Linked DNA regions of Homo sapiens: region 1 is linked to region 2. Evidence: read pairs that join two places in POLR2A ChIA-PET (ENCODE). Cell type or tissue: MCF 10A. All regions are shown on one strand.

What was found. Peaks named below come from ENCODE experiments on the same cell type or tissue, not always from the same donor. Only the 100,000 strongest peaks of a DNase experiment are listed, where the experiment ranks them.
Region 1: POLR2A ChIA-PET joins it to region 2 with 6 read pairs; 6 of 35 experiments call an interaction of 5 or more read pairs at or near these places.

The regions. Positions count from the first base shown.
Region 1 is chr9:109,174,512-109,179,511 of GRCh38, reverse strand. EPB41L4B (erythrocyte membrane protein band 4.1 like 4B) reads left to right here. Exons shown (of 26, transcript NM_019114.5): 25 at 2,816-2,961; 26 at 4,889-5,000. The coding sequence ends at 4,958. Among named protein-coding and RNA genes, the nearest start is that of FRRS1L, 9.8 kb to the right of the region's middle. In MCF 10A, no CTCF peak of the experiment used is centred here; no DNase peak of the experiment used is centred here.
Region 2 is chr9:109,112,448-109,117,447 of GRCh38, reverse strand. All of the region lies in intron 1 of TMEM245 (transmembrane protein 245), which reads left to right. Among named protein-coding and RNA genes, the nearest start is that of TMEM245, 5.0 kb to the left of the region's middle. In MCF 10A, no CTCF peak of the experiment used is centred here; a DNase peak (open chromatin) is centred at 2,557.

The DNA.
Region 1 (5,000 bases), 62 kb before region 2:
AAACAATGACTAGGGAGGCAGTGACAGGTAGATGGTAACAGAAGCCAAGCTCATGGGCTTCAGCTTCTCAATTTTCTCACCCCTGTGTGTAGTGTTCTCATCTCCTTCCTGCCAAGATCATGACACTTGAACTTTCTGCAGGTTTGGCCTCTCCACAGGCCTCCAGACCTATCCTGGCGACAGTGACAGGGGTTGTTTAGCAGCGCTGGGAAGCTCTGCACAAAGTTGGTCTGGCAGTCGATCTAGCATTGATGGAGCTGGGTTTCAACAGCTGGGCTCTTGCTTGATCCCAAAACCAGTTTCTACTTTGTATTCAGGTGTATTAACTGGGTCTCTGCTCATACTCAGCCGAGTATGTTGGTCCATCTAGGGTGGGGAGCCCTGCCTGGCTCTGGCCAGATTTCTGCTCTACATGCTTCTTTCTAATCTGGCTCTGTCCTTCTGTTACCTGCTTTGTTCCAGTGGAAGCTTGTTCATTCATTCACTCATTCATTTCCTCATTCAACAAATATTAAAAAACAGATACTTAGGGTTGAGATTTAATAATGTAATTTTTACTGCTTCTTCAAGGTCATTCTTTAGTGAAACTGGCTTTTTTTTTTTTTTTTTACTTGAAGTATATGGCAATCAAGAACACAATGACTACTAGTACAGTTTGGTGCCACTACCTCAATTCATGCCAAGGCCCTGCCCCATTTACTTACTATCACCTTTGCACCATCAGTGCAAATTTTCCTCTTTTTTCAGAAAGAATAAAAAATGGCATCAAAGGCTGGGTGCAGTAGCTCATGCCTGTAATCCCAGCACTTTGGGAAGCCAAGGTAGGTGGATTACCTGAGATCAGGAGTTCGAGACCAGCCTGGCCAACATGGTGAAACCCCATCTCTACTAAAAAAAACCCCAGTTATGGTGTCAGCTAGCCCTTGTTCTGAATACTGTTCTTAACACTTACACTTACTAATACAAAAATTAGCTGAGTGCGGTGGCAGGCACCTGTAACCCCAGCTACTCAGGAGGCTGAGGCAGGAGAATCACTTGAACCTGGGAGGCAGAGGTTGCAGTGAGCTAAGATTGTGGCCTCCAGCCTGGGCAACAGAGCAAAACTCCAACTCAAAAAAAAAAAAAAGAAGATACTGCTCATTTGATGATCAGAGTGTCTTCTTTAGAAACTCATGTAATAAGTTTCTCCAAGGTCAGGGCCAAGAACTAGCATGAAAAATCTAGTTATAAAATATATAGCTGGTATTATCAAAAATATAAAACAAACAAAAACTATGCATTGAAAAAATACTAAATGGCCAAGCATGGTGGCTCACACCTATAATCCCAGCACTTTGGGAGGCTAAAGTGGGAGGATCACTTGAAACCAGGAGTTTGAGACCAGCCTGGGCAACATAGTGAGACTGTTTCCACGAAAGATTAAAAAAATTATCCAGGCATGGCACGCACCTGTAGTGACAGCTACTTGAGAATCTTAGGCAGAAGGATCACCTGAGCCCAGGAGGTTGAGGCTGCAGCGAGCTCTCATTGTGCCAACTGCACTCCAGCCTGGGCAACAGAGTGAGACTCTGTCGAAAGAAAGAAAGAGAGAGAGAAAGAGAGGAAGAGAGAGAGAACCTGTGAGGAAATATACTGATGGCAACAGTAAGGAATTATGGAATTTCTTCATTGATCTACTTTTTTTTTTTTTTGAGACAGAGTCTCGCTCTGTGCCCAGGCTGGAGTGCAGTGGCGCAACCTCGGCTCATTGCAAACTCCGCCCCCAGGTTCAAGCGATTCTCCTGCCTCAGCCTCCTGAGTAGCTGGGATTACAGGCGTGCGCCAGCGTGCCCGGCTGATTTTTTGTATTTTTAGTAGAGATGGGGTTTTGCCATGTTGGCCAGGCTGGTCTTGAGCTCCTGACCTCAGGTGATCCACCCACCTCGACCTCCCAAAGTGTTGGGATTACAGGTGTGAGCCACCGTGCCCGGCCTGATCTACTTTTATATATCTTCTAAGCTTTCTATATACAAGTAAACAGAATAGTTTGCTATATAATGAAAATGACAAGAATATATTATCCTCTCCAAATGAGACAGTATACTCTAGACCAGTAGTTCTGAAGCTTTATTGTAATTCCTCCAGAAGAATCACCTGGAGGTCTTGTTGAAACACGTATTGTTGGACTTCATCCCCAGGCATTCTTGGGTCCCAGTGGTCTTGGGTGAGGCCTGAGAATTTGCATTTTTACCAAGTTTTAAGATAATGCTGATGCTGCTAGTCTGGGGCCCATACTTTGGGAACCACTGCTACAGTAATGAAAAACCCCAGTTATGGTGTCAGCTAGCCCTGGTTCTCAGTACTGTTCTTAACACTTACTAACTGTGTGACCTTGGGCAGATTACTTAACCTCTCTGAGCCTCACTTTCCCCCATAAAATCAGTTTTAAAATATACATTTGTTTTCACCTTTTAACATTTCCCGATATCAGAATGTTTACTACTGGGCATGACAAAGTTTGATAGTGGGCATGACAAAGTTTAAATGGCTACATGTTTCTTTCTGATTGGCAAATGCAAAAATGGTGCATCTTACAACTGATGGTGCCTAAGATGTGAGGAAATATAATCGCTACCTTAAAGGGTTGTCAAGAGTTAATATGTGTCAAGTACTTAGCATGGTGTCTGGCACAAAGTAAAATCACTTAAAATGACAATCGATTTTAGCTGGTAGTGAAAAGGAACAGGAACTGTAGAGTAAGGCTTAGGGAGCAACTGACAGTGTGAAAATGGAACCCAAATTGAGATTGATCTCCTCTTTCCTGTTTCTTCTCCAGGCAGACTTCAGAGACAGTAAATTACAGTGCTGTCCTGGCCCGACTTCCCCGCTGATCCCAGCAGCGACCCTGAGGCCTTTGACAGAGACCGTCTCCACAGTGCAGACCATTTACACCACCCGGAAACCTGTTTCTCTGGCAGCCAGGTAGGTCAGGTCAGCAGGTTCCGACAGGTAATTCTGGTGACAGGGAAACCAGGGAGACTCTAGGTTCATTGTGTTTGTGACACGTACAGGCCTTTCCTACATTCTTTCATTTATTCTGTAAGTATTTATTGAAATGTCTATAAAGGGGCCAGGTGCGGTGGCTCTCATCTGTAATCCCAGCACAAGGGAGGATCCCTTGAAGTCAGGAGTTCAAGACCAGCCTGGCTAACATGGTGAAACCCCATCTCTACTAAAATTAGCCAGGCGTGGTGGTGCACACCTGTAATTCCAGCTACTTGGGAGGCTGAGGCAGGAGAATCACTTGAACCCAGTAGGTGGAGGTTTCAGTGAGCTGAGATTGCACCACTGCACTCCAGCCTGGGCAACAGAGTGAGACTTTGCCTCAAAAAAAAAAAAATGTTTACAAGGGTAGGCTGTTAGAGGAGATAGACAACAAATGAGTGTGTGTGTGTGTGTGTGTGTGTGTGTGTGTGTGTGTGCGTGTGTGTGATATTGACAAGGGATAGGGAGGAAAATGAAATTGTGAATGGCAATAAGGTATCCTGGGATGGCCTCAATGAGGTGGCATTTAAGCAGAGCCCTGAAAAGGGCTATAGAGAAAGCTGCAGATACCTGGGAGGAGTACTGCGCAGAGCAACCAGCCAGTGCTAAGGCTCCTGAGGAAGCATGTGCCTGACATGGTTACGGAAGTTTAAGGGGCCAGCGTGGCCAGAGCAGAGTGAATGACAATAGAGGAGGCCTGTGAAGTTGTGGGTTAAGGCCAGACTGCGTAGGGCCTTGTTGGCTACAGTAGAAACTTTGTTTTCTACCCTGAATGAAATTATTAAACTTGGTTAGTGCCTTTAAAGATGTGTATTTTGCCAGGCATGGTGGCTCGTGCCTGTCATCCCAGCTACTCAGGAGGCAGAGGTGGGAGGATCAGTTGAGGCCAGGAGTTCAGGAGTTCAAGTCCAGCCTGGGCAACATAGCAAGGCCCCATCTCTAACTAAAAACAATGAAAAGATGTGTATTTACTCTGTGTGTGTGTGTGTGTGTGTGTGTGTGTGTGTGTGTGTGTGTGTTTAAACAGTGGAGACAGGTTACATAGATATGCAACTGGACCTGAGGTCCAAAAAGTCAGAGGCAACTTCTCAAAACAGCCAATTTTACTTCATTCAATTTGATTCATTAAAATATAATTAATTATTTGTTACAACATTCCCTCAGATATTCATCAAATGAAAGCCTGGGAGAAAATGCACATGAAACCAATTTAAAGCATGATTTAAATAAATCTAACCCCTGGACATCTTCATTCAAAAGTCTTTACTGAGGGCCGGGCTTGGTGGCTCATGCCTGTAATCCTAGCACTTTGGGAGGTCGAGGCAAGTGGATTGCCTGAGCTCAGGAGTTCGAGACCAGCCTGGGCAACACGGTGAAACCCCGTCTCTACTAAAATACAAAAAATTAGCTTGGCATGGTGGCACGTGCCTGTAATCCCAGCTATGCTGGAGGCTGAGACAGAAGAATCGCTTGAACCTGGGAGGTGGAGGTTGCAGTGAGCCAAGATCACGCCACTGTACTCCAGCCTGGGTGACAGAGTGAGACTCCATCTCAAAAAAAAAAAAAAAAAAAAAACACTTTACTGAGTGGCTGCCATGCACCAGATACTGCGCAAGGCTCTGGAGGTTTAGAGATGAATGACATATAGTCAGCCAGGAACTCTCAGCATGGTGGGACTGAGAAACCAGTAAGTAGCCAATTTCAGATCACTGAAATGCTAGCAAATGTAGATAGTCCTCAAGGAGTCTAAAAAAGAAAGTCCAACACTGAGATCAGGAAAGAACCTGGGAGATGATACTTAAGCTGTCTGCTTCTGCAATTTTTGAGGGATTGTCTCACTATTTTGTCACATACTTTTTTTTAGTGCAGAGACACTCCGGCAGGAACTGGAGAGAGAGAAGATGATGAAAAGACTGTTGATGACCGAACTGTGAAATTCTCCCCTTGTCACCTGGAAGATGGCATGGTGCCTTCTG
Region 2 (5,000 bases):
TAATTAATGATTTTTTAAAAGCTTGAAATTGGCCGGGCGCGGTGGCTCACGCCTGTAATCCCAGCACTTTGGGAGGTCGAGGCGGGTGGATCACCTGAGGTTAGGAGTTCAAGACCAGCCTGGCCAACATGGTGAAACCCCGTCTCTACCAAAAATACAAAAAAAAAAAAATTAGCTGGGTGTGGTGGTGGGCACCTGTAATCCCAACTATTTGGGAGGCTGAGGCAGAAGAATCACTTGAACCCGGGAGGCAGAGGTTGGAGTGAGCCAAGATTGCACCACTGCACTCCATTCTGGGTGACAAGCGTGAAATTCCGTCTCAAAAAAAAACCAAAAAAACCTTGAAATTCAGCTGTTTGGCTCAAGTGTTGGGAGCAAGGAAAAAGAGAGAGGGTTAAAAAAAAACAAACTCAACATAAAAGTATGAGTTAAGTATTTGTGAGTAGGGAGTGGTAGAAGGGCTAAATTTGAAAGAACCTTCAGGTCAATCTGAGTTTAAGAAAAACAAGGCATGGAATTGCATTCTGCTCAAGCAGCACTTAAGGATGGATGGTTGGATGGGGGTGAGGTGTACTTGAGAAGACAAGGAGTCCTTGCTCTTATCCAAAAGTGCTGATTAAGGCCAGGTGGGGTTGCCCACGCCTGTAGTCCCAGCACTTTGGGAGGCCCACACAGGTGAATCACTTGAGGCCAGGAGTTCGAGATCAGCCTGGCCAACATGGTAAAACCCCGTCTCTACTAAAAATACAAAAAATTAGCCAGGCATGGTGGCGCACACCTGTGGTCCCAGCTACTCGGGAGGCTGAGGCAATCTCTTGAACCCAAGAGTTGGAGGTTGCAGTGAGTTGAGATTGTGCCAGTACACTCCAGCCTAGGTGACAGAGCAATACCCTGTCTCAAAAAAAAAGAAAAAAAAAAGTGCTGATTAAAGGCCAGGCACAGTGGCTTAATGTAACCCCAGCACTTTGGGAGGCCGAGGGAGGAGGATTGTCTGAGCCCAGGAGTTTGAGACCAGCCTGGGCAACATAGTGAGACCTCCCCCACCCCCAGTCTTTTAAAATAAGAAAGAAAGTGCAGATTAAGGCCTGGCATTAAGTGAAAGTAGGTTATGTGACTGGGCAGGAGGCCCACTCTGGACCTTTTCCATCCCACAGTTCACAGCGGTTTGGCTTTATGAGCCCAAGCAGGGCTGTCTGGTTATAGAACATGGTCTTTATGCTTTCTAGGCTACTTTAACCATGAGCCTGCTGCTGAAGAGCAGTATAGATGAGAGAGGCAGAGAGAAAAGTTACCTTTAAGCGAATCCCTGTTTTGATGACTTGACAGTTCATCCATTTAAGATCCAACTTTTGAGCATCTGCCATGTCCCAGGCACTAGATTAGGTTCTTTTACATGGGTGTTATTTCATTCTCTCAATGTCTTATGAGCTAGGAGGGAGGGATTTCATATGTGAGAAAACTAATTCAGAGAACTGTTGATGCTGTCAGTAAATGGCATTCAATAGACCTAGCAGCAGTTGAAGTCCTGCTGTTATCAAAACTCTGTAGTAACCTTCAATAAGGATTTTTAAAAAGTTTTCCCTAATACATTGTGTTTAATTATTTTTAGTGGATTGTAGGCCAGGTGCGGTTGCTCACACCTGTAATCCCAGCACTTTGGGAAGCCGAGGCAGGCAGATCACCTGAGGTCAGGAGTTCGAGACCAGCCTGGCCAACATGGTGAAACCCCGTCTCTACTAAAAATACAAAAATTAGCCGGGTGTGACGGCCGACTCCATAATCCCAGCTACTCTGGAGGCTGAGGCAGGAGAATTGCTTGAAACCGGGAGGCAGAGGTTGTAATGAGCCCAGGTCGCGCCATTGCACTCCAGCCTGGGCAACAGAGTGAGACTCTGTCTTAAAAAAAAAAAAAAAAAAAAAAAAAAGATTCCAGTTACTAGGAAAAAATCAGAAAAATATCAGCATTCTAGTCATCTAGAAACCTTATTCGTCCCTCTTCTTTCTTCCCTTTTATTTTTATATCTATGCAGTTTTCCAGGTCCCATCAATTTTCCTTTTTAGTGTCTTTGGGACCTATGTTTTTCTTTTTTCTTCTTATATTTTGAGACGGAGTTTTGCTCTTGTTGCCCAGGCTGGAGTGCAATGGTGTGATCTCAGCTCACTGCAAGCTCTGCCTCCCCGGTTCAAGCAATTCTGCTTCAGCCTCCCAAGTAGCTGGGATTACAGGCACCCACCACGCCCGGCTAATTTTTGTGTTATTTTTAATAGAGACGGGGTTTCACCATGTTGGCCAGGCTGGTCTTGAACTCCTGACCTCAGGTGATCCACCTTCCTTGGCCTCCCAAAGTGCTGGGATTACAGGCATGAGCTACTGCGCCTGGCCTGGACCTATGTTTTTCTTCGTCACTAGTTTTTCTTTCCAGTTCAGTTCCTCTTCATGTCACTTGTAGATTTCTTCAGTCTCCTAAAACTCCGTGCTTCTTACAAGTGAAACACTAATCATTTATGGGATGAGTAATTCTTTTTCAGCAGTTTCAAATATGTTAGGAGATTGCACTGACTTAGTAAGTGATTTCAGAACACCTAAAAAAAAAATCAGCTGTTGCACCAGGTTCACATGTTACTCAGTTCTTGGCATCTTCCCATGGTGGAGCTGTGCAAGGTAAATTTGAAAAAGCTGATGGCGTGCCCTGCTCCACCATTCCTCTCTGTTGGGGGGCATTCTGATCTTCCTCATTCTGTTAATTTAGACTTGGTGGAGAATTTGAAGACCATTTAGTTTTTTGCAGTAGTAATAGATTTGTTTTTTCTGTGGTCTCTGATCCCATTGTTCCCATCTTTTTAAAGAAGCAGGAGGTGGAGAGAGTAGTGGCTGAAAGATAAAAACACCTGAAGTTCTAAACTTGGCTCTGCCAGTAACTAACTTTGTGACCTTGGGCAGACCAGGGCCCTCCTCTGGGACATTCAGTCCCAATTGCATAAAGTGAGGGGTTGGCTTGAACAATTTCTAAGATTTCACGATGTTCTATTTTACACATCACAAGAGGCTCTTCAGCAGTGGACGTTAGTCAGCCATTCACTGCTGACACCGTTCTACTTTTAAACACATTTCTAGGTTTGTTTCTGCTTGCCTGGCAGCAAGAAACAAGGAGAGGAAAGTTTCTAGTGCTTAGTTTTCTCAGTTAAAGACTTTGAATATAAAAATGTTGACTCTAAGTTGCCATATGACAAAGAGAATGGTTTTCACATTAGAATTAAGTGGATAATTTAAGGACCTGAAGCAGTTGCTGCTTGAGGCTATGATTAGGGCTGTGGCTCCATAACTTGGGAGGAGGTTTGTAGTTGTGGTGTTTTTGTTTTGTTTTGTTTTGGGGATGGATTTACGCTCTTGTTGCCCAGGCTGGAGTGCAATGGCGCGTTCTCGGCTCACCGCAACCTCTGCCTCCCGGGTTCAAGTGATTCTCCTGCCTCAGCCTCCCGAGTAGCCTGCCACCATGCCCGGCTAATTTTTTGTGTTTTTAGTAGAGACGGGGTTCCACCATGTTGGCCAGACTGGTCTCAAACTCCTAACCTCAGGTGATTCCCCTGCCTTGGCCTCCCAAAGTGCTGGGATTATAGGTGTGAGCCACTGCACCCTTCCTGTAGTTTTATTCTCTCTAAAAAAAGCTTGGGAAACTGTTCTGCAAAAATATGTAACAGAAGCAACCAAGTTGTTTTTCCAGTTAATACCCAGATGACAATAAATGAAACAAAGATGGTTGAAAAGGCAGAGTCTCTACTTAATGTTTTCTACATTTAATATGTTTTTTAACCAGAAAAGTATATGTGGATAATCGTGTGAAATGAAAGGAAAATGTGATTGCCTATTAGTTCCCTTTACTTGAAGTGCTAAGTAAATGTTGCCAAATTTTATGCAGTCTTATGTAGTGTCTAGCACATTGGTGCTATAAAAACGACTATGGAATGTATATTTTGAAAAGGACATGTTGTTTTGGAGAACATAAGTTTGGAAAAATATGCCCTCTTATCTGTAACTGTGGCTCATTGATTTAATGCCTGGAATAAAATTCACACTTGAATAGGTTTGCTCAGAGGCTAAACATATATAAAGTTGACTTGTTAACCTCATGTTTCCGTGTTAGTGAAGATTTAAGAATTAAAAAACTCCTAAGAGGTCCTAGACTAGAAATTGTGTGTGAAACATGCATGTACAAATCCTTATTTTTGTTATTTTAAAGGATATTTAGTGATTCAAAATGTTGACCCAAGTAAAATATGCTTGTTACATTTGAAAAAACATAAGCAGAACAGAAGTTTGTATGGTAAAAGTGAATTATCCCTTTCCTTCCCCCGCCCTGCCCCTGGCCCCGCTGAGATGGAGCCTTGCTCTGTCACTCAGGCTGGAGTGCAGTGGCTCGATCTTGGCTCACTGCAACCTCTGCCTCCCGGGTTCAAGCAATTCTCCTGCCTCAGCCTCCCGAGTGGCTGGGACTACAGGCATCTGCCACCATGCCCAGCTAATTTTTGTATTTTTAGTAGAGACGGGGTTTCACCATGTTGGCTAGGCTAGTCTTGAACTCCTGACCTCATGATCTGCCCATCTTGGTCTCCCAAAGTGCTGGGATTACAGGCATGAGCCACCGCGCCCGGCCGAATTATCCCTTTTCTCTACCACTATTCCCACTATTCAGATGTTACTATTAACTGCTTGATGTAAAGGCTCCTAAATTCATTTCTTTGTCCATGTGAACATATAAAGTAGAAGGTTTTTGTTTTTTGTTTTTTAAAACAAAGATGAGATAACATACATATAGCTCTGTACCTTGCTCTTTTCATTTATCATTGTACTGTGGCCATCTTTCCTTATTAGCACTTAGAGATATACGTCTTTCTTTTTTTTTTTTTTGAGATGGAGTTTTGCTCTTGCTGCCCAGGCTGGAGTGCAATGGTGCAATCTCGGCTCACTGTAACCTCCACCTCCTGGGTTCAAGCGATTCTCC